Regions from separate parts of the Homo sapiens genome. Here regions 2, 3, 4, 5, 6 and 7 are each linked to region 1. A link is a contact called in ENCODE Hi-C or POLR2A ChIA-PET data. All regions are on one chromosome and are shown on one strand. Each heading gives the region's core, a stretch centred on a gene start or an enhancer-like site at or near the end of the contact. The rest is flanking DNA. Distances are from core to core; before and after follow the strand shown. Region 1 holds the start of HNRNPF (heterogeneous nuclear ribonucleoprotein F). Region 2 holds the start of CREM (cAMP responsive element modulator). Region 3 holds the start of CCNY (cyclin Y). Region 4 holds the start of ZNF25 (zinc finger protein 25). Region 5 holds the start of ZNF33A (zinc finger protein 33A). Region 6 overlaps ZNF33A (zinc finger protein 33A). Region 7 holds the start of WDFY4 (WDFY family member 4).

Region 1 (3,813 bases), core at 342-2,841:
CTACGAGCAGGGCGGAATCGACGAAAATACTTAATACAAACAAACAAAAGGAAAAAAAAAAGGACGACTAAGCTGAAGAGCGCGCACGAGTCAGATTTTCACCCCAAATACAAACACGATACCTCTAGGAGCAGGAGACCAATACAGGGACCGCGCTCCGAGGACACGCGGCGCAGCCGAGGAGGAAAAAGGGCCCGGGGCCGAGAGCTAAGGCTACGGGAACCGGGCGTGGGAGGAGGGCGGAGCCAACTCCCCACAAGGAAGTCTTGTGCAACTCTCAGGCGCCTGCAGCCACGTGAGCGCGCGGCTTTCATTTTACTCAGGTATTATTACTATTATTACTTCTTTTGAGACAAGGTCTCATTTCCGTCGCCCGGCTGGAATGCAGTGGCACAATCACTGTCACTGCAGCCTCGACCTCAGAGCAAGCGACCCTCCCGCCTCAGCCTCCCGAGTAGCTGGGACAACAGGCGCGCGCCACCACACGTGGCTAATTTTTTTTTCTTTACTTTTCAGTAGAGACAGTCTATGTTGCCCAGGCTTGTCGGGAACTCCTGGGCTCAAGAGATCCTCCCGGCTGGGCCTCCCACTGCGCCAGGCCTGTTCTCACTTTCAGAGCCCTCCGGCAGTCGCCAGCTCCCCGCCAGGGGGCCGGACTAACGCACCCGGCCGTCCGTGCCTTCCCCGCGCTTTCCTGACTCCAAAATCTCAGCCCGCGGTGCTCACCGCGTGGGACCACTGTCTGGGCGTGCGGCTCTCGACCTCCGACGCTGCGTCTCCCGATCCCAGTGGGTCCAGTTCTTGCCGGTCCCACGTACGGGCCCCTCGACCTCGAATCCCGTCACCCAAATCTCAGCGCCACGGCCCCTCATTATGTGCAGTCCTCGCTCGGTCCCAGGTTTGCGGCGCTTAAACTCAGATCGCTCTTCCCTGATCCCAAATCCCAGCCCCAGCCCAACGATCCCCACCCCAATAGGCCCAGTCCCCAGGTAGTCCGGGTACGGGGCCCTGGACTTCGGATAGTCTCCCTAATCTCAAATCCCACCCCCCGTCCCCACCCCCAGGGGGACCCGGTCCCCGCTAGGTCCCGGGTGTGCGGCCTTCGACCTCGGAGACTTCGGCCGCCCCTCACCTCGGCCTCCGAGTCTCTACACTCCCGCTCTCATATCAGGCACCCCGGTGGTCCCTTGGAGCACCTAGAGGAGGGTGGGACGCGGGGAACTTGGCAGTTGTAGCAGAGGCAGTTGAGGCTTGTTGACCATCACCATGGAAACCCCCGCCTGCGAGCACGGGGCGGAGCCTACGAGGGGCGGGGTCAGGCGCGCTGCCGGCCCCAATCCTCAGCGCCTGCCCGTCGAGCGCACGCGGCTTTGCCGGAAGCCCTCCTGCTCCCGGCGAGCCAGGCCCCGACTAGGCCCTACTGCCCGGCTCAGCCCTTTGCCCTGGACACCAGGAAACAGAAGCCCAAGGAGCCCGCGTCCCCACCCCCTGCTACCTGCCGGCGTGACAGCGATTCGGTGGCCCCCCGAACCCCACCTTGAGGAAGACGCGGCGCAGTCCTGCTTCCACGACGGAGCCGGAAGGACGCAAGGACCGCGGCAGGGCGGAGTTTCTGCGTCCGGCGTCCGGGGGCGGGGCCGCGACGGCGCATTGTGACGCGCCAGAGCTGAGCCGCCGGTTGGCCGGCTGGGCGCGGAGCAGAGCCGACACGGCTGGCGGGGGAGGCGGTGGAGGCGGACAAGCGAGGACGTTTCTGGAGAGGAGAAGGGAGGGGAGGGGAGGGGATAGGGGGAGGGGGAGGAGGAGGAGGGAGTGGAGCGGCGGGAAAGATCCCTCTGACTGCCCCTGAGGCCCTGGAGGAAGGACACTGGTGAGCCCCGCAGGACACTGAAATGTGCGCCGAAAGGACGCCTGATGGAAGACTAGGATGGGAAAAGGAAATGAGAGCCGATGGCAGGGCGTGGTGGCGCAAGCCTGTGGTCCCAGTAATTTGGGAGGCTAAGGCGGGAGAATCGCTTGAGCCCGGGAGGTCGAGGCTGCAGTGATCCGTGACTGCTCCATTGCGTCCAGCCTGGGCGACAGAGCGAGGCGCTGTCTCAAAAAATAAAATAAGGAAAGTAGTACACTGAAGGCCGGGCGCGGTGGCTCACGCCTGTAATCCCACCACTTTGGGAGGCCGAGGCGGACGGATCAGGCGGTCGGGAAATCGAGACCATCCTGGCCAACATAGTGAAACCCCTACTAAAATACAAAAAAATTAGCCAGGCGTGGTGGCGCGCGCTTGTAGTCCCAGCCACTCGGGTGGCTGAGGCAGGGGAATCGCTTGAACCCGGGAGGCGGAGCTTGCGTGAGCCGAGATCGCGCCACTGCACTCCAGCCTAGCGACAGAGCGAGACTACGTCTCAAAGAAAAAAAAAAAAAAAAGGTACACTGAGTACTCCGGAGACCGCCTAAAGGGGTCTCAGAGCAGGGCGTTAGGAGGGATTTGTCAGGTTGAAGTTGCTCAGGTGATAAATTCCGTGGTGTGAGAAGCCCCCAAACCTCAGAATGTAACTCAGACCCAGGTCGAGGGCAAGATTTTCAGTCACAGAGCACCTGAACACACAGATTTGGTGGCTAATGGCTAAGCCAGGGACAGATTTTCTTTCTTTTCTTTTTTTTTTTGATGTATTGTAGGGCTAATAATTGTAACCATTTTATTTTGGTGGATCTTCTTCATGAAGAGATGATGTCAAGGCACTCATCACAGGTTAAGCTGAACATTGTTACTATTGTTATTATTTCCAGACTGAGTATCGCCCTGTCATTCAGGCGGGAGTGCAGTGGTACAATCACGGCTCACTGCAGCCTCGACCTCCTGGGCTCAAGCGATCCTCCTGCCTCAACCTCCTGAGTAGCACCACCACTCTCGGCTAAATTTTGTATTTTTTGTAGAGGCGAGGTTTCGCTGTGTTGCCCGGGCTGGTCGGGAACTCCTGGACTCAAGCCATCCGCCCACCTACGCCTCCCAGAGTGTTGGGATTACTGGATTGAGCCACGCATCTGGCTGAACGTTATTTTTTAAATCACCAGAGAAAGTAAAGGAGTGCTCAAAATAGTGTCAGATGATGAGTGGGATGATTGTGATGAAGGAAGGAGTTTGTTAAAAGAAAAAGCTAGTTCCAAGAAAGAGAATGGAAAGAGTAAAGCAGGAGCTGTCAGAATAGGTAAAAATGTCCAAAGAGAAAACTGCATAATTTGAGGCAAAATTACAGAAAATAGTTCCTGCAAAAATCAGATAGGTATTCAGCATCATAGGAAAGGGGCGAAAATCAGATAGGTAGGTATTCTTAAGAAGTTGTGGCCGGCCGGGCGCGGTGGCTCGCGCCTGTAATCCCAAGACTTTGGGAGGCCGAGGTGGGTGGATCACCTGAGGTTAGGCGTTTGAGACCAGCCTGGGCAACATGGCGAAACCCTGTCTCTACTAAAAATACAAAAAAAAATTAGCCGGGCGTGTTGGCGCGTACCTGTAGTCCCATCTACCCTGGAGGCTGAGGCAGGAGAATCGCTTGAATCCAGGAGGTGATGGTTGCAGTGAGCCGAGATTGCACCATTGCCCTCCAGCCTGGGTAACAAGAGCGAAACTCTGTCTCAAAAAAAAAAAAAAAGTCATACAGTGACTGCATCACAGCTCATGCTGTAGAAAGATGTTTCTGGAGAGAAAAATTCAAGTAGCCAATTTAAATCGAATATTAGGAAAATTAAACCAAAAGGGCTCACGCCTGTAATCCTAGCACTTTGGGAAGCCGAGTCAGGCGGATTACCTGAGGTCAG
Region 2 (3,813 bases), core at 889-3,388, 8.3 Mb before region 1:
AAGAGGACGAAAAAGGCTGTAGGTATGACTCTTGGTAATTGAGCAAGATCTGATATGGGAAAGAAATGACATCTAACTTACAGTTGGATTCGGAGAGGAAAAAGAGGTGCTCCTCCCGACCCAGAAAGGGAGGGAAAGTTTAAGATATTTTGAAGTGAGGAGGGAATATAAGGGTGTGACTGACAGCCCGTATTTTCTCAGAAAAGTAGGTGACCTAGTTGTCCCTCCCCAACAGAGAATTAACTATCACCTAGGTGAGGAGCCCCAAAAGCTAGACACTGGACTAACGTAAACATGAGTAGGTTTTTAAGTATTTATCTTATGGCAGATATTTTTTAAAATCTACAATAATCCTAACAGGTAGGTACTATTTTTCTTCCCATTTAAAAACCTTATGCTTCCCCTAAGAGGATATGACACTTGCCCACAGCTAACAAGCATACATTTAAACCCAGATCCAACTGCATGGTTTTTAAGTCTATTACATCTTACAGCAAGGGTATAGCAGAGGCCATGAACTGATGGGCTTGTAAGTATGTGTATCTCACCTCCAGTATTGATCTTTGTAAAAAAACAGATGAACAAAAAAATATGGTTTGTGCTTTCTGAACTTTATAATTAAGACTACATACATATGGGAGTAAAATACTGGCAAGAAAGGAAACCGTAGAGCAAATACTTTGCAAATAAGAAATTGCCATTCCTTTGATTCTTTTTGATTCATATGAACTCCTGTTACAGAGACAATTGTTGTGGATACATTCCCTTTGACCTACGAAAATTAGATTTGAACAAAGGTTCAGATTGGATTTAGATTAAGTCCTGCTCAGTGAAAATTATGAAAACACTCTGACACTACAGTAACTGATATGAAATAATAAATCCTCACTTAACATTGTCAATAGCTTCTTAGAAACTGGTTTTCAGTGAAACAACGTACAATGAAACCGATTTTTGTTATCATCAATATTATAACGAAATGAAAACAACACTGAATGAAAATTTTTTTGTGGACCTGCTGTAAGTTGTTTGGCTTAAAGCCATGATTTCTAAGAACCTATCGTTAAGTGAGGACCTACTGTACTCTATAACCATGCTGCTATTCTTTATTCCTGATATCCCATTACTTTTTTTATTTTTGAGATGGAGCCTCGCTCTGTCACCCAGACTGGAGTGCAGTGGAACGATCTCAGCTCACTGCAGCCTTGACCTCCCAGGTTCAAGCGATTCTCCTGCCTCAGCCTCCCAACTAGCTGGGACTACAGGCGTCTGCCACCACTCCTAGCTAATTTTTGTATTTTTAGTAGAGATGGGGTTTCACCATGTTGGCCAGGCTGCTCCTGACCTCAGGTGATCTGCCCATGTCTGCCTCCCAAAATGCTGGGATTACAGGCGTGAGCCCCCGGCCGACCTTTCTAATCTAAAAAAAAAAAAAGAGATGAAGTCTCACTGTGTTCCCTAGGCTGGTCTCCTGGGCTCAAGCGATCCTCCCACCTTGGCCTCCCGAAGTGTTGGGATTACAGGCCCGAGCCAGCGGGCCCAGCATGCGGACCATTTCCAGTCAAATACTGGGATAAACTGCAATAAATGACCCTAAGAAGCAGGTGAATTGTCTCAGGAGCTCAAGCTTCTTTTGGAGAAGGACTCAACCAGCTGTGACTGGCTGTGAATATGGAGGAAAAGGGCCACTAGTCAAGGTATGTAGATAGCTTTTAGAAGTCAGAAGAAGCACGCCTGCAGTCCCAGCTACTCAGGAGGCTGAGGCCGGAGGATCGCTTGAGCCTGGGGAGATAGAGGTTGCAGAGAGCCGAGACCACGCCACTGCAGCCCAGCCTGGACAGAGGTGAGACGCTCGCGGACCTTAGCTTGGGGTTGGCGGCGTTAGGAAGAAACCGACCTCGAGACCCTGAAGACCTGACAACAGCCGTTACTCTGGCTGACAAGTCATTGGATTTCTGGCGCACGCGCGGCGCGGCACGGGCAGCTTCCGGTTTCCAGCCTTGCCCCCGCCCCTACCTTCCGCCCCACCTCCAGGCTAGTTCCTCCTCTTGGCCCCGCCCCCTGACCTTCCTTCTCCCTATCCCTAGGCCCCGCCCCCTGACCCGCACCTTCCCGCCGCCCCTCCCCGGTTCCATTTCATTGTTGGATTGTGGCGCTTCACTCCTGCTGGCGGCCGGCAGGGGGCGGAGTTCGAGCCTGGATTTTTTTCCTCGGGGCCTCCCCCGGGAGGCCGTCCCGGCGTGGGGGAGGGGAGGACGGGGCGGGAGGACGCGGTTCGGTCGGCTGCAGCGCTACTTTTGGTCCGGGGTCGGCAGGGAGGCCGCGGCTACCGCATCACAGCTGACGTGAGGACTACGTGGGGCCGCTGCCGGCTCCGGGTTGCTGGGCGGCGGCGCCGCTGCTGAGCGGCGGTCGGGCTCGCCGTCTCCACCTCCTCGCGTCCGTAATCAGTGACGAGGTCCGCTACGTAAATCCCTTTGCGGCGGGTAAGTGGTGCGTCGGCTCCGGCCCCGAGACCCAGCAGCGGGCGACGCGGCGCAGGAGGTGGAGGTGGAGGCAGGAGGCGGAGCGGAGCCGGGTGCGGTGGAGCAGCAGAGGCCGAGCGGAGCCGTGGGCGGCGGGCCGGGACCCCGGGGCCGGGCCAAGGACTGGCGGGGCAGCCGCGAGTTCACCTGACGCGGCCCCTCGCTCGGCGCCCCCGAGGCCGCCGGCTCGCCGCCCCACGCCCGCTTCGTGCGCTCAGCTGCCCCGGGACCCGCCTGCCTCCTCGCGAACTTGGGACGAGTTGGAAAATCCTCCCTGAGAGAGCCGTGCGGCTCAGGGGAGCGGTTTAACTCGGAAAAGGAAAAGGAATCCAGAAGTAAGGACCTCGGATTTGAGTGCCCCCAGCGCCTCTGCCCCACTTTACGAGCGCAGTTTAGACGAAAGCGGACGCAGCCCGTTTTCCCCCAAAACCTGGGCCGGAGGGCCTCGCAGCTGAGTCATTCGGTCCCGGGCGCGGGCAGTCTCCGGAGTGGGAAGGGCAGAGCCGCGACCGCTCTCGGAAGGCGCATTTTCCCTTCTGCCTGAGTCTTGCCTTTTTAGGGCCATCTGGTAAGGTTTCCAGAGCCTGTTGAATCTGGGGAATAAACACATTATTAAACATACTTTTTTTTTTTGAGACGGAGTCTTGCTGTTACCCAGGCTGGAATGCAGGGGCATGATCTCGGCTCACTGCAGCCTCTGCCTCCTGGGTTCAAGCGATTCTCTTGCCTCAGCCTCCCGAGTAGCTGGGATTACAGGCATGCGCCACCACGCCTGCTAATTTTTGTATTTTTAGTAGAGATGGGGTTTTACCATGTTGGTCAGGCTGGTCTCGAACTCCTGACCTTCCACCCACCTCGGCCTCCCAAAGTGCTGGGATTACAGGCGTGAGCCGCCGCGCCTGGCCTCAGCATGTTTCTTGATCCTGTTGCGTTTTATTTGTATATCAGATACCTGAGTTTGAAATCACTTAGGGGTTTCCTGCATGCTGCTCAGTGAAGCAGCGGTGAGTTTGTAATCACATTTTAAGAAATTGGGACTTACAGGGCCAGTCTCAAAGTGTCACTGAAATTGAAAGAGCTCCTTTAACACTGTGGCTTACGTACGTGACTCAGTTTCCTTTCTACTTAATTTGCCGGGCAGATGAGGGTGTACCTTTCCCTTGAAACAAAGATCTAGATTGAACAGTGAGAGGTCCGCTGTGAACATTGCATCAGATTACATGAATAAACCACGCTGTTTTTTATTTGTTGTTTTTTTGTTTTTTGCTTTGAGCGCCACGTTTTTTTC
Region 3 (3,813 bases), core at 420-2,919, 8.1 Mb before region 1:
CGATGTCCACACATTGCTGATGCTAGATAAATATCAAGTCCCTTATTCCTTCTCTTACCTTTTAGTAACTGGATTTGTCACGAACAGGTACTGAGGTCTGCATAAATCAAGGCATGATTTCATCTCTGGGCCTCAGTTTCCTCATATATAAAATTAAGACAGTTGTACTATTGTACTAGTTTTTTTTTCAAGAACTAGTTCAAAAACATTCCCAGCTCCCACCCCCACCCCCCCACCCCACAAGACTCTCCTCAAGACTCCTTCAGTAAATATTTGGAAAAAGGGTGGGAAGTTTGTTTCTGCCACCTTATATTCTTCCCAATAAAGGCAAGAAAAGTCAGGGATGGCTGGCATTGTGGGCGTCGGGAGGGAATGCGAACCAACATTTACTCTACTTCTCTCCCAGCCAGGCATGTTCACATACCTTGATCTTAGTCAACTGGCCTAAGTTAACTTGTTCCCAACATGACAAAACCCGATGGCATTCTAAAAGCAAAGCAAAGCAAAGCAAGGGCAGTCGATGAGTTGTGTTAACTTAGTTTTCTATCTCATGTTAACCTCCAAGGAACTCAAAACAACTCCACAGCGAATTCAATATTAAAATAGCTCTGGGACCCCAAGATTTATTTCACAGCTTAAAGCAAGGTCACTATCAAGTCCTCGGCAAAGCTCAAAATACAATAGAAAACTCCCAAATCAAGCCCCAGCTTATTTAAATGCTTAGAAAAAAAAAATAGCCAGGTGCCGTGGCTCATGCCCGTAATCCCATGGGAGGAGTCCAGACGGGAGGATTCCTTGAAGACAGGAGTTCGATACCAGCCCGGGTTACGAAGCGAGATCCCATCTCTACAAAAAGTTAACACACACACACACACACATTCACCACCTTAGCCTGGCTTAGTGGCGGGCGCCCGTGTTACAAAGGGAGATCCCATCTCTACAAAAAGTTAACACACATACACACCCTACCTTAGCCTGGCGTAGTGGCGGGAGCCTGTAGTCCTCGCTACTTTGGAGACACACACACACACACACACCCGTAGTCCTCGCTACTTTGGAGACACACACACACACACACACACACACACCTTAGCCAGGCGTGGTGGCGCGCGCCTGTAGTACCGGCTACTTTGGAGGCTGAGGCGGGAGAATCGCTTCAGCCTAGGAGTTCGAGGCTGCAGTGAGCCGAGATTGCGCCACTGCCCTCCAGCCTGGGCGACAGAGCGAAATCATACCTCTAAAAAAATAAATTAGAAAAATAAAAAGACAAAAAGAGCCAGCCCGGTTTCGGAGAGGCAGGTGCAGCCTCAGCGCCCTGGGCCTGCGTCCCCGACCGGGCCCTGGCTGCGCTCCCGCCCGCTGCGGGCCCCGGGGACGCACCTCGCATCCCGCGCTGGGCCCCGTTCCGTCCAGCCCGGGGGAGTGGAGGAGGCAGAGGCCGGGTGGGGAAGGGCCTCCAGAAACCGAGCTCCCGACGACGTCTCCCGCGACCCCAGTGCCCGAGAGAGGAGCGGCCCCCGGGAGCGATCCCACAACCGCGCGGGGCTGCGCCGCCCCGAACCTCCCCGCGGCCGCCGATCTGCTTCCAGGGCAGAGGGAAGGGGCGGTGACGGGGCGGGGCGGGGGCTGCGGCGAGGGCGGGCGCCGCTGGCGAGGGAGGGCCGCCAGCATCCTCCCTGGCCGCGCCGCACCGCGCCGCGAGGAGTCCGGGGGCTGCGCCCACGCCCGCTGCCCGCCCGCTCGTCGGCTAGTCCCGCCGTCCGGCGCGGACACGCGTGCCCCCGGCTTGAACCGGAACCTCTTGCCGAGGCGGCCGCCGTCGCCGCAGCCGCCGGGGAAGCGGACACCAACTGGGGAAGCGCGGGGGGGAGGCGGCCTGCGCGGCGCCGCCCGCCATGGCCGCGGCGGGGTGAGGTAGGCGCGGCGGCCGCAGTCGCGCGGACCCGAGCGCTCCTCCGCCGCGGATAGGCCGGCCGAGGGGGAGCCGGGGCCGTCGCCCGCTCGTCGCCGCCGCCGCCGCCGCCGCCCATGGCGAGGCCCCGCCGCCGCCGCCGCTGCTGACCCGGCGGCCGGCCGCCGTTCCGCCCCCTCCCGTGGCGGCGAGCGGGCGGGCCTCCCCACACGCCCCCGCCGCCCGCGCCCCGCGTCCACCCGCGCCCCGCTCCCGGGGACTGGGAGAACAGGATAGCAGCAGGAGTCGGGGGGCCGCCGAAGATGGGGAACACTACCTCGTGCTGCGTGTCGTCCAGTCCCAAGCTCCGGAGGAATGCCCACTCCCGGCTGGAGTCCTACCGGCCAGACACGGACCTGAGCCGCGAGGACACGGGCTGCAACCTGCAGCACATCAGCGACCGGGAGAACATAGACGGTGAGTGCGGCCCGCCGAGCCCCCTACCCGCCCCCGCGGCAACAGTCGCACAGCCAACGTCGGGGCGGCCCGGCTGCTCTTGCTTGCCCAGCCGGTCTCGGCGACCCGTGCATAACCGGGGCTTCGCCCGCGCAGCCTAGGCGCCCGGGGCCCCGCAGCCTCTGGGCGTACCCCTCGCTGGTTACCCCCAAGTGAGCGGCCGCGGAAACTTTGCAGGCCCGCGGCATCGAGCACGGCGGGCCTAGGGCGGGTGTGTGCGCGTGGGTCGCGAGGTGACAGGAGCCGGCCCTCGTCCTTAATGGAGCGGCCAGAGCTGGGTGGGGGCGGCCCGGGAGCTCGGGGTTCCCGGCACTACCTGAATGCAGCCCGAAGCCAAGTTGTGCACGCGTTTGTCCTATAAAAGCGAAGTGAGTGGATTCCCATTTTGGAATCCCGGTGTCTCCAACCTCGAGTTGGAGAACCATGTTGAGTCAGTTCCCCGGAACCTTACAAATGGACTCCACTTCCCCCGTTCCCATTCTACCGTTTTTTTTAAAAAATGATTTTTTTGAGTGGCGGTTCCAGGATTAGTCAAATAGCTTCTCCCGAGAATGCTCTTTAAAAGATTGTCAGACACCTTTGGGTTAAGTCTCAGTTTTTGCATGGGCCCGAATTGCAGTCCTATGAATTTCTGATTTATTCAGGTGACTTTTGGTTGGTCTGGAGTTTGCAAAAAGAAAAAAAGCTAAGACTAATTACTGCACGCAGTAATGTTTTATTTATTTTATTGGTTTGGCAACATATTTATTAGCACTGTTGCTCAGTGATAACGACAGAGGGATATTTATGCATCATGCTTAAAATATAGTTTATAGAATTTTCAACTGAAAAGATTTGAAATTGGAAGTATCTTTTTATGACAAGGTGATTTTTTTAACCCAAACATCTTCTCATAGTTAATCTGGTTGAACTAATATGAAGAAATTTTTGTGTGAATGAATGAACACAACTTCATAATTCGTTCCTGTCCACTTTAGGATGGAAGATTCTCTCCACTGTGGAAAGGCCACATTTAAACTTTGCTAAAGGAAAGATTTTTCTCGTTTGTCTTCGTGTAATTTCTTCTAAATGGTAGTTTAATCTTTTTAGGAGAGCATCTTTATTAAATGAGTGCCATGTATAAAGGGAGTAACACAACGTCTGGTTTCTAGTACGCGCTTAGTAAATTATGGTTCCATATGACGTGTCTAGTGTTGTTATTTTAGATTTCCATTATTTTAAACATACGCTTAGATGTCTTTGAACTACAGCCATACTTTCTTCTTAAATTTATGCATTTAAAGGCATCTAGAAGGATGAAGGCCAGATCGGTCTTGATCACTTTCACAGCCTCTAGCACCTGAAAGAAAAGTCTAGCATATAATAAACAGTAAGTATTGTACTTTAAAGGGAGGAATAAATGAATG
Region 4 (3,813 bases), core at 678-3,177, 5.4 Mb before region 1:
GAAAACAGAATTACCATATGATCTAGCAATCTCACTGCTATATATATATCCAAAAGAAGGGAAATCCGTATATTGAAGATATCTCTGCACTCCCATTTTTATCGCAGCACTATTCACAATAGTCTAGATACAGAATCCACCTAAGTACCCATCAATGCATGAATAGATAATGAAAATTGTGGTATATATACACAATGGAATATTATTCAGACATAAAAAGAAGGAAATTTTGTCATTGCAGCAACAAAGATGGAACTGGAGGGCATTATGTTACATGAAATAAGCCAGGCACAGAAAGACAAATATCATGTTCTCACTCATACGCAGGAGCTAAGATAGTTGATCTCATGAAGATACGATGTAGAATGATGGTTACCAGAGGCTGCGAAGGGAAGTAGGGAGTGAGGAATGAAGAGAGGTTGGTTAATGGGTACAAAAATACAGTTAGGTAGAAGGATTAAGTCCTAGTGTTCAATAGCACAGTATGGTTACAAGTGTTAGCAATAATTTATTAGCTATCAGAATAGCTAGAAGATTTCGAATATTTGCAACACAAAGAAATGATAAATGAGGCGGTGGATATTGTAATTACCCCGATTTGATCATGACACATTGTATGCATATATCAAAATATCACATGTACCCCACAAATATGTACATTATGTACCAAAAAAAAAAACTAAAATAAGCAGCAAAAACCACTTCCAGCTAGCATGGTGCTTACGAAATGCCTAAGCTCAGTTATCAGCCAATGAGAGGCATTATAAGATCACCACCATAAAATGGAGGAACTGATGAACTGCAGTTTTCATCTTTAAAAAAATTTTTTGTCCCATTTCCTGTCTTTAGAAACTAGCCTCTGGGCTGGATGGGATTCCCAGCTTCTCCTGTAAAATGCAAAATTGAGGGCTCAAATTGTGGTTTCAATTTACACGTTTCACAGTCCTCTGAGAAGAGACTAAGGTTGGAGGATGCAGGAAGGCCTTAAATAATTCACCTTTTGACTCAAGTGCTCTGAAGATTCCCCAAGCATTTTTGGAAACAGAACACTACCTGGTTGAGACTGGGTTCAAGTACACCACACAGCTACGTTCTGGTGGTGCTCAAGGGGCAAATGCTGTGCTAAATACAAGTCAAGACTGGATTTTAGTGTGGCAAGGCGCATTAACTCAGAGGAAAAAGTGAGGATTTACATCCCACCTGCTAATACTGTGGGTAAACGGATTTCTCTCTCTGAATCTTTAATAGTCACATTTATTTTAATAGAGATGGTTAAGTCGAAAGGATGGTTACGATGATTAAATGAGCCAATAATGAAAACAGCATGTTTTGTAATAATAGAAGCAGCTCACCTTTATTGAGTCCTGTATCATACTTTACATCTATTACCCTATTCAGTACCCAAAGGCCCCCATCATTTGCCAGATGCGCGTCGAGCCGCACTGGGACCACCTACAGACGCTGGACCAGAGCCCACGTCCCTGCGGCTTTGGAGCGCCGCGTCTGCAGCGGCCAGCGCGCCTCACATGGCGGCTCCGGTCACGTCACACAATGCGGCTGCTCCGGGCGCCCACTGCCCAGCACCGCAGGCCTCCTCTGGCCGCCCCTCAAGCAGGTCGCGCAAACGCCATTCCGGGCAGGGGCGCCAGCGCAGCCAGCCAACCTCCCCACCAGGCGGCTCCCACCCAGGGCCCTCCGCGGAGGCCGCTCCGGGGCCAGGAGGCGGCTTCCAGGCTCGAGACCCCGCCTCCCAGGCCCTGCCCGCCCGCAAAAGCCTTCGACACACCTGCAGGGTCTCGGCCTCTGCTCCCGGCCCGCGCCGGGCCCAGGCCCCGCCCTTTGCGGCCCAGCCCAGACCCGGAGGCACCGGAGTCCTCTCCCCACCCTAGGGCGTAAGACCAAAAAAACGCCAATGCCAGAAAGAAGACACTGCACATGCGCAGAACGTTTCCCTAGCCCTACTCCAGAACTACGCTTCCCAGAAGGCCCGGCTGCGACTCCATCTTGGATGACGTCGTGAGGCGCGGCCGCCTCCAGCGGCCTGAGTGATTGCTGTCGGGTTTCCGGGAGAGGGCGCTGTCCTTGCTCAGTGATGGCCGGAGAGCTGCACCCTGCACGTCTGGGCTTGAAGACAGAAATCCACCGTGAGGTGCTCCAAGGAACACTGATGGGCAGTTTTGTTAAAGTGATTGAACTCCGTGGGTACAGGAGTACGTGGAGTAATGAAGGATAATGCCCTGTAACCGCTTCCTCTTAGGAATGCTAGCTTTCACAATTGTGCAAACGGTACGCGAAACGTAATAAACTACAAAATATGTATAAGCTAAAACAGAAAACGAGTATACCACTTCCCAAAAGCAAAAGCGCTTAATGTTAGGTGAACATCCTTCTCATGAATTTACACAAATTTTAACCTAATGGTATAGAGTATCATGACTATCATTTCACTAAGGAATATATATAGTCATCCCTCCTTATCCTGGGGGTGCATATCTATGGATTCAACTAAGCTCAGAATGAAAATACTTAAAAATTCTATCTTACTGAACATGTACAAAGTTTCCCCCTTGTCATTATACCCTAAACAATACAATAAAACTATTTACATAGTATTTACATTGTGTTAGGTGTACAATTAATCTAGACATAATTTAAAATATACAGGAGGAGGTGTGTAGGTTATGCAAATATCAGGTTATTTTCTACCAGAGACTTGAACATCCCTGGATTTGAGTAATCCAGGGAGGTCCTGGTACTAATCCCCCGCGGATACAGAGAGAGGACTTGGCTGTATATGTAAAACAAATTATATATTTCCTGGTCAATAACTTTATTACATTAAAACATGTAGAATCATCTAGAAAAAAACGTATATATTGTCATGTGTATAAACACACATATATATACATATAAAAATATGCGCACATAATACACACACACACACCACCTTTCTGGATGGGAAGTATTGAGGAAATAATTTAAAATAAAGCCTCTTGCCAACCCAGAAAATTCTCTCCACAGATGGAGAAAAGAACAAAACAGTTACATTATTGAATAAACATTAAACCAGACTGCGATGTGCGTCACAGGCAACCCACTAATGAGTTTATGAAGACAGGAAGAACTATCATTTTTTGTATTAGCCGGTCTGGTACAACGCATTCTATTTCCTCAAGGTAAAAATAACTTGTCCTCAAGTAAGATGACTGTACAGCAACATTTGCTATGCATAATTCATCTGAAATTCACCTGATAATTAGGGTAGCCATCAGTGTTAGTTAATTGCCATTATGCAAATGAAAAGTAAAGTTTCTGGTATCTCTATGACACGCAGGTAGTTAACCGCGGGTAGCCAGGAGCCTAGGAGTTTACCACAGAGGCAGGGAGATGGGGTGCAATCTTCCTTGATGCTTACATTTCAAAGACATGACCCAAGGCCATTAAGAAAGACCTTCCTGGGTTGTTAAACTAGCAAGAAGCTTATTTACTTTTTAAAAAGTTTTGCTATATCTCACAGGGACAGAGAAGGGATTTACAATTACAAGTTTTCTTAAGGAAATGCTGTAAGAAAAGAGAGGAGTAAAGGTCTTTTTCCCTTTTTGCAAGAAGGAAAATTCAGTTGTTTTATTTTTTTCTTTGAGACAGAGTCTGGCTTTGTCACCCAGACTGGGATGCAGTGGCATGATCCCGGCTCACTGCAACCTCTGCCTCCCAGGTTCAAGGAATTCTCTGCTTCAGCCTCCTGAGTAGCTGGGATTACAGTCGCCCACCACCACGCCTGGCTAATTTTTTTTGTATTTTTAGTAGAGACGG
Region 5 (3,813 bases), core at 852-3,351, 5.4 Mb before region 1:
AACACAGAAGGATCTCAATTGCATTGTGTTAAGAGATACCAGATTCAACAACTACATACTGTGTGATTCCATTTATATAATATCCTAAAAAAGGCAAACATATAGGCCCAAAGAATAGATAGCGGTTGCAAGAGGCTAAGAGTGGTGAGAGAATCTGACTTTAAAAAGGTAGCATGGAGGAATTTTATTGACAGAGATGAAACAATTTTGTGTCTTGCTTGTAGTGGTGGTTACACAAATCTATGCATTGTCAAAACTCATAAAATTATGCATCAAATAAAGAACTTTTCAGTATATAAAGCATAAATTAAAAAATGTAAATTTCAATAAATGTTTCACGTATTTTTACTCAAATATTTGCATTTCTTTCTTTTTTTTTTTTTTTGAGACGCAGTGTCGCTCTGTCACCAGGTTGGAGTGCAGTAGCGCAATCTTGGCTCACTGCAACCTCCCCATCCTGGGTTCAAACGATTCTCCTGCCTCAGCCTCCTGAGTAGCTGAGACTACAGGTGTGCACCACAACGCCCCACCTAATTTTTGTATTTTTAGTACAGAAGGGGTTTCACCATGTTGGGCAGGATAGTCTCGATCTCTTGACCTCATGATCTACCCGCCTCAGCCTCCCAAAATGCTGGGATTACAGGCGTGAGCCACCACGCCTGGCCATATTTGCATTACTTTCAATTCTCATAATGGACTTAAAAAGTTTTGCTGGAATGGAGTTGCTTATTTTTCTCTATTATAAAATGTGACTGATATTAAATTTATAGTTTCTGTCTTTGGCATCACATCCCTTGTTGTTTTTTTTGAGACAAGGTCTCACTTTGTCACCCATGCTGGAGTGCAGTGGTGCCATGATGGCTTACTGCAGCCCGGGGCTCAAGTGATCCTCCAACCTCAGCCTCCTGAGTAGCTGGGATCACAGGTGCCTGCCTACATGCCAGGCTAATTGTTATTTTTAGTTTTTTGTAGAGATGGGGGTCCCACTATAGTGCCCAGGCTGGTCTTGAACTCCAAGGATCAAGTGGTCCTCCTGCCTCCGCCTCCCAAAGTGCTGGGGTTACAGGTGTGGGCCACTGTGCCTGGTCCACTTGTCAATTTTCAAAAATTTTTACTCTTTTAGTGGTTTAAATGTTTAAGTATTGTATACATGTGAGATTTTATCATGTGTGATCTATGTATATCTCTACATTCCAAATTGCTCGGAATGACATGCTCTTTGGAATACTCCATTCTTTCCCTCACTGTTTTGAAATGCTGTATCTACTACACATTAAAGAATACTCTTAAGCTGTCTTATTTCCATGGAGCAGGTGCCAAACTACTTTGAATAGAGCAATATTATATAGATAGATGTAGATAGATACAGATATTCCTTAGGCATTTTTTTCCTGCTTTTTAAAATGTATACTGGCTGTTCATTTGGGTTTTTACTTATTCTAGATAAAGTTGAGAATGCTTTTGTGAAGTACAGAATACACTAAAGATCAAAGAGAAAAAATACATAACAAAAATTTGTTGATATTCTTTTAGGAATTTTGTCTTCCTAAGAAAGGTACAGATAGACTAAAAGTATTTCCATTTAGTCAAGCAATTTTAATGTCACAGAGGAAATCATACGTGACATTTATTTTCTTCTTTCAGATTATGTCTAGTTCCTTACTGAGCTACAATTTCCGTTTATTGCTTTAACCATTTTGATGAAGTAGCTTTCCGGCCGCACCTTCCCCTTTTTTCCCCCGCTCCCAAAGAACCGCTGATAGCATGAAAGTCTTTTAAACTGTATGGACGAGATCTATTTCCTAACATTTAAACGGAAAATGACACGCAGCGGTCCTTTCCTTGAGCGTCTGCGTCTAAACTGCCCACAGACCTCCCCCGCAGTATATCCCTTTGGAGTGCCCCGGGGAAAGCCAGGGCTGCAGGCAGTTCCAGCACCAACTCAGACCGCATCTGCCCACTGCCTAGCGGGGCACTTCTCTACCAATCCGAAGGGCTGCTCGCCCGGCCTCACGGGAAAGGTAGTTTCCAGGTAGGGCGCCAACAGCATCAAGCTGTGCGCGTGGGCTCTGCGCATGCCTCGTCCGCCGGCTACGTCTGCGTTTCCGCCTTTCCTTTTGTTTTTCTCAGGTTTTGCGTGGGAGGCGGTCCCGGGATTTCAAGGGTCTACGCGCTTTTCTATGGCGAATGCAACCCGACGAGGGAGTGGGGTAAGCCCCAGTGGGTTGGGCAGGGAGAGAGAGGGAGCCCCGCGCGACTCCTGGGGCGGGCGGCAGGGGGCCGGTACCAAGTGGTGGGGAGGAGGCCCGGGGACCTCATAGGGGAAGGCGGGGACGGCGGGGCTGCAGCGTGTGGGCCACGACGCTAGGCCGGTTCCTCAAAGGCGCGGCCTCTGTACGGAGCAGGGTACGCAGCGTGTGTCGCCCCATTTGTGGGGGCCGCGGAGGAGGGCATGTGCGCTTGCGCAGTCCGCGCGCTGAGCCTTGCGGGAGGGGCAGTTCTCTTGTCTAGCCTGTGCGCGTGTGCTAGGGCGCCGCGGTACGTGGGCGGGGAAAGGCGGGTGCAGTCGCCCGCCAGACCGGCAGACTCGGTTGCACGTATTGCATTCATCCTCTTTAGGTTCCGAACTGACCTCCAGTCAGGTCCATCACTGCATCTTGGTATTTGCTGTTCCTCTGTCCTGACTTGATCTTGCACTCAGGAAAGATCTTCAAGAATTACCTAATTTTGGCCTGGCGCGGTGGCTCTCGCCTGTAATCCCAGCACTTTGGGAGGCCGAGGCGGGTGGATCACCTGAGGTCAGAAATTCGAGACCAGCCTGACCAACATGGTGAAACCCCGTCTCTACTAAAAATACGAAAAGTAGCCGGGCGTGGTGGCGCATGCCTGTAATCCCAGCTACTGAGGCGGAAAATTGCTTGAACCCGGGAGGCGGAGGTTACAGGTAGCCAAGATCGCACTATTGCACTCCAGACTGGGCAACAAGAGCGAAACTCCGTCTCAAAAAAAAACAAAAACAAAGAATTACCTAATTTTGCCTCATTTGTTAGAAGAAAAAGATTTTTTTTGTTTTTTTGTTTGTTAAGGTCACTGACTTGTTCAGGATCACAGTTAGTAGGGAAGACTAAGTCACATCTCCTGACCCCTAAGCCAGTACTGTCTACTTTTCCACACACATCAAAGCAAGTTTAAAATATCCCTTTGAGAAATAGCAACAAAGTTAGATGAAGAAATTAAAACTGATTTTTTCTTTGAAGCACTGCCGCTTATGGCTTTCTGTGGAGTCACTCACCAGAGGTTAAGTAACATTACTGGGAAAATAGATAGCTTAGTCCTATTTTTTACAATGGTTTTAGTGTTAATGTTCCTTCATTAAATATATTGTTAACTTGTTTGGCCAATATTGTCATTATACTTTTTTTTGTGAACACCGAGGGAGATTGAAATCCTTAGGAAGCAAATATTTACTTTCACCCGGTAAAAAATCTTGTGCCCAAGAGCTACATAATTATGTTGGAGTTATTCTTTCACCATTTCTACCGCCTATTCCGAAGTGTTCTTCCACCATTTCTACCCCCTATTCCAAAGTGTCAGAGGACATTGATACTCTCCCAGAGGAAGCATTTTACCTAGTGGGTGTGTATGGCTTCTTAGGGCGGAAGAATCCAGGAGTTGCCAGGCAGGCCAAATCTTTCATGACCCCATTCCTCTTTTTCTAACTCAGCTGTATCTTCAGAGTTGTCTCCGTCTTTCCAAGAACAGAACAAAATGAACAAGGTAAGTTGTTTATTAATTCCCTACTTTATTTTGCAG
Region 6 (3,813 bases), core at 380-2,879, 5.4 Mb before region 1:
TTGAGATGTAAGAGTTTTTTCCATATTCTGTTTAGCAGTCCCTAATTACATACATTATTAGCCAATATTTTTCTCCCATTTGTGGGTTGTCATTTTATTGTCTTTGTTCTTGGTAGCAAAAGAGTTTTTCATTCCATGAAGTCTAATTTGTTTTTTCTTTTGTTGCTTGTATTTTTGGTACTTTATCTAAGAGGGCTTTATCTATCCCCAGGGCATGAAGATCCACTCCTGTATTTTCTTTAAGTAATGGCTTTTAAATGTAGACCTGTGATCCATTTTCAATTAGTTTTTGTATATGGTGTGAGGAAAGGAATAATTTTGATTGTTTTGCATACAAATATTCAGTTGTCTCAGCATCATTTCTTGAAAAGGTAATTTTTCTTTTTTCTTTTTTTTTTTGAGAGGAAGTCTCTGACGCCCAGCCTGGTGGGCAGTGGCACGATCTTGGCTCACTGCAACCTCTGCCCCCTGGGTTCACGCAAGTCTCCTGCCTCAGCCTCCTGAGTAGCTGGGATTACAGGCATGCGCCACCATGCTTGGCTAATGTCTTTGTATTTTTAGTAGAGATGGAGTTTCGTCATATTGGCCAGGCTGGTCTTGAACTCCTGACCTTGTGATCTGCCTGCCTCAGCCTCCCAAAGTGCTAGGATTACAGGTGTGAACTACTGTGCCCAGCCGAAAAGGTGATTTTTCAACATTAAATTGTGTTGGCATCATTGTTGAAAATTAACTGAACATAATATATAGTAGTGTTTATTTGTGAACTCTCAATTTTATTTCATATGTTTTCCTCTATGCCAGTATCATACCATCTTGATTATTGTAATTTTGTAGCAAATTTTCAAATTGAGAAGTGTATGTCTTCTAACTTTCTACTTCTTTTTTAAGATTGTTTTGATTATATTCAGTTCCCTAAATTTCCACATGAAATTTTAGACCAGCTTGTTAGTTTCTCCAAAAAGGCAGATGGGATTTTGGTAGGGATTGTGTTGAGTTTAGGTATTAATTTGGCAGTTATTGCCATCTTAACCATATGAACACTGTTCAGTGCCTTTCCATTTATTTAGGCTGTCTTTAATTTCTTCTATCATTGTTTTGTGGTTTTCAGACTATAAGCTCTGTATTTCCTTGATTAAAGTTATAAGTATTTTATTCTTTTTGATGCTATTGTATATGGAATTTATTTTATTTATTTACTTATTTGAGACAGAGTTTTGTTCTTACTGCCCAGGGTGGAGTGCAATGGTGCGATCTCGGCTCACTGCGTCTCAGCCTCCCAAGTAGCTGGGACTACAGGCACATGCCACCAAGCCTGGATAACTTTTTTGTATTTTTAGTATAGATGAGGTTTCACCATGTTGGCTGGGCTGGTCTCAACCTCCTGACGTCAGGTGATCCAGCCACCTCGGCATCCCAAAGTGCTGGGATTACAGGCTTGAGACATTATGCCCGGCCAGAATTATTTTTAAATTTTCATTTATGATTTGTTTGTTGTTAGTGAACTTGCACCCTGCAACATTGTTGAACTCTTTTATTAGTTTTAATAGTGTTTCAGCAGATTCTTTAAGATTTTCTATATGCATGAGTAGTCAACTGCAAATACAGATAGTTTCACTTTTGTTTTCAATCTAAATTCCCCTTCCCCTTGCTTTTCTTGACTAGAATCTCCTGTGTGATGTGTAACCAGCAAGAGGACATTCTTGTCTTCTTTTTGTTCTTAGAGTAAAATCACTGTACCTTTCATTATTTAGTATGATGTTAGTGGTGGACTTTTTGTAGATGCCTTTAATCAGGCTGAGGAAGTTTAACTCTATTCCTGGTTTGCTGATTGTTTTTATAGAGAAGATGGTCATTGGATTGTGTTAAATGCTTTTTCTCTGTATACTGAGATGATCATGTGGTTATTGTTTCTTTTCTCCTTACGTGGTGTATTAATTGATTTTCAAATGATAAACCAAATTTGAATTACTAGGATAAATCACACTTGATAATTGTATGTAACCCTTTTTATATACTACTGGATGAAATTTGCTAGTATTTTGTTGAGGATTTATATGTCTGTAATCATGACACATGGATCTGTATTTTTTTTCATGTCTGATTTTGGTACCAGAGTAGTAGTATTGGGATCATAGAATGAGCTGGCAAGTGTTTCTTCTTATTTTCTTGGAGTTTTTGAGTAATTGATAATTCTTTTTAAATGTTTGATAAAATTCTCCAGTGAACCCTTATGGACCTGGGTTTTTTTTTTGTTTTTGTAATGGGAAGTTTTCTTGTCTGTTTTTTGTCTTTTTTGAGACAGGGCCTCACTATATTGCCCAGGCTGGAGTGCAGTGGTGCAGTCATGGCTCACTGCAGCCTGACTTCCCAGGCTCAGGCAATTTTCCCACCTCAGCCTCCCAAGTAGCTGGGACTACAGGCATATGCCAGCACACCCAGCTAATTTTTTGTGTTTTTTTTTTGTAGAGATGGGGTTTCACCATGTTCCTGGGCTGGTCTTAAACTCCTGAGTTCAAGTGATCCACCTGCCTTGGCCTCCCAAAGTGGTAGGATTACAGGCATGAGCCACAGCATCCCACCTGTAATGGGGAGTTTTAAATTTACAACTTCAATCTTTTTACTTGTGTAGGTCTTTTCAGATTTTTCTTTTTCTACTTGAGTTGGTTTTAGTTGTTTTTGTTTTATGGATTTTCCCATTTTGTTGAAGTTAAATAATTTGTTGGCATACATTGTTCATACCATTCTTTGTAATTATTTTTATTTCTGTAAGAGTACTAGTAATACATCTTTAATCCCTACTTTTAGTAATTTGAACCTTCTCTCTCTTTTTTTTCTTTTTCAATGTCAGTCTAGCTAGAGGTTTGTATATTTTGTTGATCTTTTCCAGGAATCAGCTATTGTTTTTCTGTTCTCTAGTTCATTAATTTTTACTCTATAATCTTTCTGCTTTCCTGCCTTCTGCTTGATTTGGTTTTGTATTGCTGCTCCTGTCCAAGTGTTTTAAGGTGGAAAATTAGTTTACTGATTTGAGATCTTTTTAAATATGGTTATTACAGCTACAAATCTCTAAGGATTGCTTTATCTGTGTTCCATAAGTTTGAGTATGTCTTCATTTTTATCTCAAAGCATTTTTTCTAATTTTCCTTCTTATTGCTTCTTTAACTTTTTTTTTTAACTTCGGAATATGTTATATAATTTGTGCATGTTTGTGCATTCTAAAAATTCCTTTGTCTTACTGATTTGTAATTTCGACTGTGGTCAGAGAATCATTTTAAATTTATTCTGGGGAATGTTTCATGTGTACTTTTGAAGCATACCTGCTCCACTGTTCGAGTGGAATGTTCTGTCTATATCTCTTAGATCTGGTTGCTTTAGAGTGTCATCTATATCTTCTGTTTCCATGTTTATATTGTGCCCAGTTGTCCTAACCATTATTGAAAATGGGGTATTACAGTTTGCAATAAGTATTGTAGACTTGTATATTTTTTTCTTTTAATTCTGTCAGTTTTTGCTACACATACTTTGAGGCTCTGTTAGTAGTACATAGGCTTAGAATTGTTATGTCTCCTTTATTGATTGACCCTTTTATTGTTATATTAATAAAATTCCCCTCTTTATCCTTAGTAAAATTTTTGTATTAAAGTGTATTTTGTGTGATATTAGGATAGCTACTCCAGCCTTATAGGTGCCATGTGCCGGATATATCTTTTTCTGTCTTCAAATTTTCAACCTGTTTGTATCTATCTCTTATAGACAGCACATGTTTGGATTTTCACACTTTTGACAACCTGAGAATTGTTGCTTTTTGATTGG
Region 7 (3,813 bases), core at 765-3,264, 5.3 Mb after region 1:
AGAAGTAAAACTGCCATTTTGGGGCAATTGTTTAAAAATCAGAGAATCTTACATTGCCCTTTAACAAAAATACACATTTACATTAGCAGTTCATAGTTGCCCTGGCTGCTTCAGTGTCTTAGCTTTGGCAACTCTCTCACTAATAATAGCTTGCATTTGCACAGCCCTTTTCAGTATTTAAAAACTCTCTTGGCCGGGTGCGCTGGCTTACGCCTGTAATCCCAGCACTCTGGGAGGCCGAGATGGGCGGATCACGAGGTCGGGAGATCGAGACCATCCTGTCTAACACGGTGAAACCCCGTCTCTACTAAAAATACAAAAAATTAGCCAGGCGAGGTGGTGGGCGCCTGTAGTCCCAGCTACTCAGGAGGCTGAGGCAGGAGAATGGCGTGAACCCCGGGGGGCGGAGCCTGCAGTGAGCCGAGATCGCGTCACTGCACTCCAGCCTGGGCGACAGCGAGACTCCGTCTCAAAAAAAAAAAACCTCTCTTGCAAATATTATTTGATTTGTTCCTTCTAACAAGGCATTCATTCATTCTGCAAATAAGATGTCAATTATCTCAGTTAAGATAGTGAGAATTTCAACCTTGAGTTTCTAGCTCTGAATTTAGTGCTCTTTACCTGCCTGCTGCTGGCTACCCGGCAAGGTGCTGGGGTGGGTAGAAGGTAGGAGACCTGGGTGCAGGTGGGCCCTCCAGCAGACTTTGCGAGATCCCACTATGACAGACTCTCCGCGCTTCCTCTGGGCATTCACAGGCATGGGGTCCTGGCCTGTCCCATGCTGGCCACCCTTCCTGCCTCTGTGGAAGTTCCTCTGTCTAATCCGCTCTTACCATAGGCCTCTGATTTCAGGCAATATCTTCTTGTAGATTTTATTTATGATTTCATTGGTGACAATGACGAGGGGTTTTCATCATATACAACAAACACTTCACTGCAAATTCTCTAAGGTTTTCTCTTTCCCTTGGCTGGCACTGCATGTATCCTTTCAATTTCTCTTTTCTTTTCTTTTTTTTCTTTTTTTTTTTTTTGAGACGGAGCTTCGCTCTTGCTGTCCAGACTGGAGTGCAGCTGGATAGATCTCCTATTTTGGCTGCTGTCTACTGACAAGTTTGCACTGGTGGAGGTTGAGGTTTTGTGACAAATGTTATTTTCCTCTTTAAACCAATCTTGGAGCTTTACTCCATGTCATAACAAGTGATGTTGTTGCTGCCTCTCAGTCAGTCATGCATGGTCCACTGGTTTTGTGAGCTAGAGACAAGCGATGAGCTGCACTGAGGATCAAGGATCAGGCATTAGCGCTAACAAGTGCCCTTGCTCTTTGGCAAAATTCTCCTTTTACAGAGCACAAGCAGGATTGTGTGTGAATGGACATGCTTGTTTGTACTGTGGAGATGACGTTATGGATAGGTGACATGGATAATTCAGCCTAGTTTATATACTCAGAGGAATGAGAATTTGGAGTCTGAGTTTCAGAGACTTCCATTCTATGGTTTTAGATGTCCTCTCATCCTTGCCTCAGTGTTGGCCGCAGGAGGACTCCCCTCATTGGTGGTTCAAGTTCTATCTGAGGATGGGGGAGGAAGAAATCCAAGTGGGCAACTCTGAGCTTGGTGGGGTGAGGGCTGCCCAACCCATGCCATGTCCAGGGGTGCACTTAAACACACCTCTGATTAGATTCACCTAACACCATCATTGTTCTCATTTTGCCAGAGGCCCAGAGAGGAGAGGTGTGCACCAGTGGTCACACGGCTAGTGAAGAGGGGACACAGAATCCAGACCTACTCTTCTAGGGCTGGGCTGTACTTTCCATTTTGTCCTTGGCCCCAACCAGCACCGCTTGACCACGGAGGCTGCACAGCCAGCCCCAAGGGGCCTTGCTGCAGAACCCAAGTCACCCGCCAGAACTCCAGCAGCTCCGTGGTCGGCTGGAGAGTGGGCAGAGTCAGGCATCTGCCGGCTCTCCACTTCTGCTTTCTCCAGGAAATGAGCAGAGACCCAGCTCCAGTGATTCAGAGTGAAACGGCGCTGAGGACTGACGATGTGGGGCCGGGTCCTCTTCCCCCGAGCCTGAGGGGCTGCAGCTGGGGATAGGGGGCCCATGCCTTCTGATGTCTACAGGCGCTGACGGCCACCCCTCCAGGTAGGCCACCTTGCTCTTGGCCCAGCCAGGCCAGCCTAGAGGTGGGCATATGGGCGCCGCCTGTCAGCGTGGGGCCTACTGGCTGCCTCCTGGGAGGCTGACTATGGGGCACATGTGACCCAGTGCCTGGTTTGGGTTTGTGAATGTGGGAGAGGAGGTGAGCTGGGGAGCAGGAAGTGTGTGTGGCGTGGGGGGCCCATGTGGTCAGGGCCACTCCAGGGCCTGGGTCTGCCTGAGTGTGTGTCACTGCTGAAGTTTGGGAGTCAGGCTGGGCTCCAGCAGCACTCCTCGACCTCTGACGGTAGGTCAAGTCCTTTCTCGGGGTCCTGCTATGAAGGGAACCCTGGGAAGGGCTGACACGGGCTTTCCTGGTTGTCGAGGGGGCGGAGAGAGCAGGCCGACAGGACAGTGAGGCTCGCCCTCCAAGCTCCCTCATAGGCCTCTGAGGAGTGCAGAGTTGGAGGGCCATTTCCAACGGGCCTCAGAGGGAGCTGGTCTATCCCGGCCCTGTCATTACTCCACTGGGTTCTGGTAAGTAGGTGCCTCCCTGGGCTCACTTCCCTCATCTGAATTATTACAGCAAACCATTGAAACGCCTGCATTTTCTGCCTAAGCAGGGCCACCTGCTCAGTAAGGACTGATTCTTCTTTTCCCCTGAAATGAAACTTCTAGAACACTAAACCGATCCTTTGTCCCAACTCATCTAAAGTGTGGGGGGGCTGGTTTGATAACTAAGGGCTCTATGCATTACCCTTTCCATGGAGCACACTAATTTTAATATGAGTTTATGTATAGTCATTCATTTAGTTATTTAACAAATAGGTATTGAGAAACCACGCCCTGCCAGGCTCTGGTCAAAGCGGACAGGGGTCTACGGTGCTCAGCAGGTGGGAGAATAGCAGGTAGGGTGGGGGTCTTGGGAGGGTGGGGATGGCTCTAGTCTTCTGAGAGGGGACCTGTGAGGGAGGCCGAGTCCTGTGGGTTTCTGAGAAGTGTTCTTGATAAGGGTCTGGAGGAGGAGACCTCGTGGAGGTTGGTGTGGCAGAGCCGGGTAAGGGGCATGCCTGGGGTTCTGGCCAGAGAGGTAGGGAACAGGGTCAGGTCAGGGAGGCCCTTCCTGTCTGTCCATCCTGAGCACATGGGCTATTCTTTCATGAACTTGGAAAGATTTTCTGTGTTGAAAGAAAAGAAAATTTCGGCCAGGCGCAGTGGTTCACGCCTGTAATCTCAGCACTTTGGGAGGCTGAGAGGGGCAGATCACCTGAGGTCAGGAGTTCAAGACCAGTCTGGACAACACGATGAAACTCCATCTCCAAAAAAAAAAAAAAAAAAGAAGGAAAGAAAAGAAAATTTAGAAAGACCATAATAAGATAGAAGTAATAAAAACAGCATAAACCCTGTGTGCTGACACCTTAGATTTTTTTAAAGATCAGCATCATCTCTGAGGTCCTCTTCATGCCCATCTTTCACCTTCCCTCTTCAGAAGCAGCAACAGTCCAGAATTTTGGGTTTATTGTTCCCTTGCTTCTTTTTCTAATTTTACATCCCATATTTAAATCGCTATATATGTATGATTGCAAGTTGTTGAACTCTGTAAACATGGAATTAAATATTCTTTTAAAATTTGCCTAATTGGTTCAAAAGTTTGTTTCTGAAATTTCTTCATATTG

The links. Hi-C counts contacts between places; a loop is a spot of excess contacts on that map. ChIA-PET counts read pairs that join two places held with the same protein, here RNA polymerase II (POLR2A). Pooled maps may share reads with other maps.
Region 2: a pooled map shows a loop between it and region 1 (8-fold over the local background). The contact joins the promoter of CREM here to the promoter of HNRNPF in region 1. A Hi-C loop is called at or near these places in 5 of 37 single-sample maps with no recorded cell type and 7 of 50 pooled maps. POLR2A ChIA-PET finds 5 or more read pairs at or near these places in 1 of 52 experiments (activated CD4-positive, alpha-beta T cell).
Region 3: a pooled map shows a loop between it and region 1 (3-fold over the local background). The contact joins the promoter of CCNY here to the promoter of HNRNPF in region 1. A Hi-C loop is called at or near these places in 1 of 37 single-sample maps with no recorded cell type and 4 of 50 pooled maps. POLR2A ChIA-PET finds 5 or more read pairs at or near these places in 1 of 52 experiments (HEK293).
Region 4: a loop to region 1 is called in a map of B cell, with 15 times the contacts of the local background. The contact joins the promoter of ZNF25 here to the promoter of HNRNPF in region 1. A Hi-C loop is called at or near these places in 2 of 168 maps with a recorded cell type or tissue (B cell and naive thymus-derived CD4-positive, alpha-beta T cell), 1 of 37 single-sample maps with no recorded cell type and 9 of 50 pooled maps.
Region 5: a loop to region 1 is called in a map with no recorded cell type, with 22 times the contacts of the local background. The contact joins the promoter of ZNF33A here to the promoter of HNRNPF in region 1. A Hi-C loop is called at or near these places in 2 of 37 single-sample maps with no recorded cell type and 7 of 50 pooled maps.
Region 6: a loop to region 1 is called in a map with no recorded cell type, with 6 times the contacts of the local background. The contact joins the enhancer-like site here to the promoter of HNRNPF in region 1. A Hi-C loop is called at or near these places in 1 of 37 single-sample maps with no recorded cell type and 3 of 50 pooled maps. POLR2A ChIA-PET finds 5 or more read pairs at or near these places in 1 of 52 experiments (CD8-positive, alpha-beta memory T cell).
Region 7: a loop to region 1 is called in a pooled map, with 6 times the contacts of the local background. The contact joins the promoter of WDFY4 here to the promoter of HNRNPF in region 1. A Hi-C loop is called at or near these places in 4 of 37 single-sample maps with no recorded cell type and 3 of 50 pooled maps.

What each region holds. Positions count from the first base shown.
Region 1 is chr10:43,407,595-43,411,407 of GRCh38, forward strand. It overlaps HNRNPF (heterogeneous nuclear ribonucleoprotein F), which reads right to left and starts at 1,592. Exons shown (of 4, transcript NM_001098204.2): 1 at 1,537-1,592. RefSeq lists enhancers at 102-161, 302-351, 319-922, 362-701, 1,432-1,491 and silencers at 1,212-1,331, 1,782-2,011.
Region 2 is chr10:35,124,708-35,128,520 of GRCh38, forward strand. It overlaps CREM (cAMP responsive element modulator), which reads left to right and starts at 2,139. Exons shown (of 8, transcript NM_183011.2): 1 at 2,139-2,486. It also overlaps a transcript of CUL2 not described here. RefSeq lists silencers at 2,027-2,546, 2,607-2,746 and an enhancer at 3,107-3,176.
Region 3 is chr10:35,334,840-35,338,652 of GRCh38, forward strand. CCNY (cyclin Y) reads left to right here and starts at 1,670. Exons shown (of 10, transcript NM_145012.6): 1 at 1,670-2,368. The coding sequence starts at 2,215. CCNY-AS1 (CCNY antisense RNA 1) reads right to left here and starts at 1,585. Exons shown (of 4, transcript NR_186477.1): 1 at 1,381-1,585; 2 at 1,089-1,237. RefSeq lists a silencer at 1,296-2,035.
Region 4 is chr10:37,974,720-37,978,532 of GRCh38, forward strand. It overlaps ZNF25 (zinc finger protein 25), which reads right to left and starts at 1,928. Exons shown (of 6, transcript NM_145011.4): 1 at 1,787-1,928. ZNF25-DT (ZNF25 divergent transcript) reads left to right here and starts at 2,036. Exons shown (of 6, transcript XR_930830.4): 1 at 2,036-2,286. RefSeq lists enhancers at 812-901, 1,942-2,171 and a silencer at 1,492-1,901.
Region 5 is chr10:38,008,574-38,012,386 of GRCh38, forward strand. It overlaps ZNF33A (zinc finger protein 33A), which reads left to right and starts at 2,102. Exons shown (of 5, transcript NM_006954.2): 1 at 2,102-2,210; 2 at 3,725-3,777. The coding sequence starts at 3,769. RefSeq lists an enhancer at 2,625-2,804.
Region 6 is chr10:38,036,947-38,040,759 of GRCh38, forward strand. The region is part of intron 4 of ZNF33A (zinc finger protein 33A); the gene reads left to right. Among named protein-coding and RNA genes, the nearest start is that of ZNF33A, 28 kb to the left of the region's middle. Within about 2 kb of position 1,630, at least 6 of the 41 ENCODE cell types and tissues checked have a DNase peak (open chromatin) inside an H3K27ac peak, as active enhancers do.
Region 7 is chr10:48,682,859-48,686,671 of GRCh38, forward strand. It overlaps WDFY4 (WDFY family member 4), which reads left to right and starts at 2,015. Exons shown (of 62, transcript NM_001394531.1): 1 at 2,015-2,143. RefSeq lists enhancers at 937-1,016, 1,947-2,246, 2,265-2,805 and a silencer at 1,237-1,286.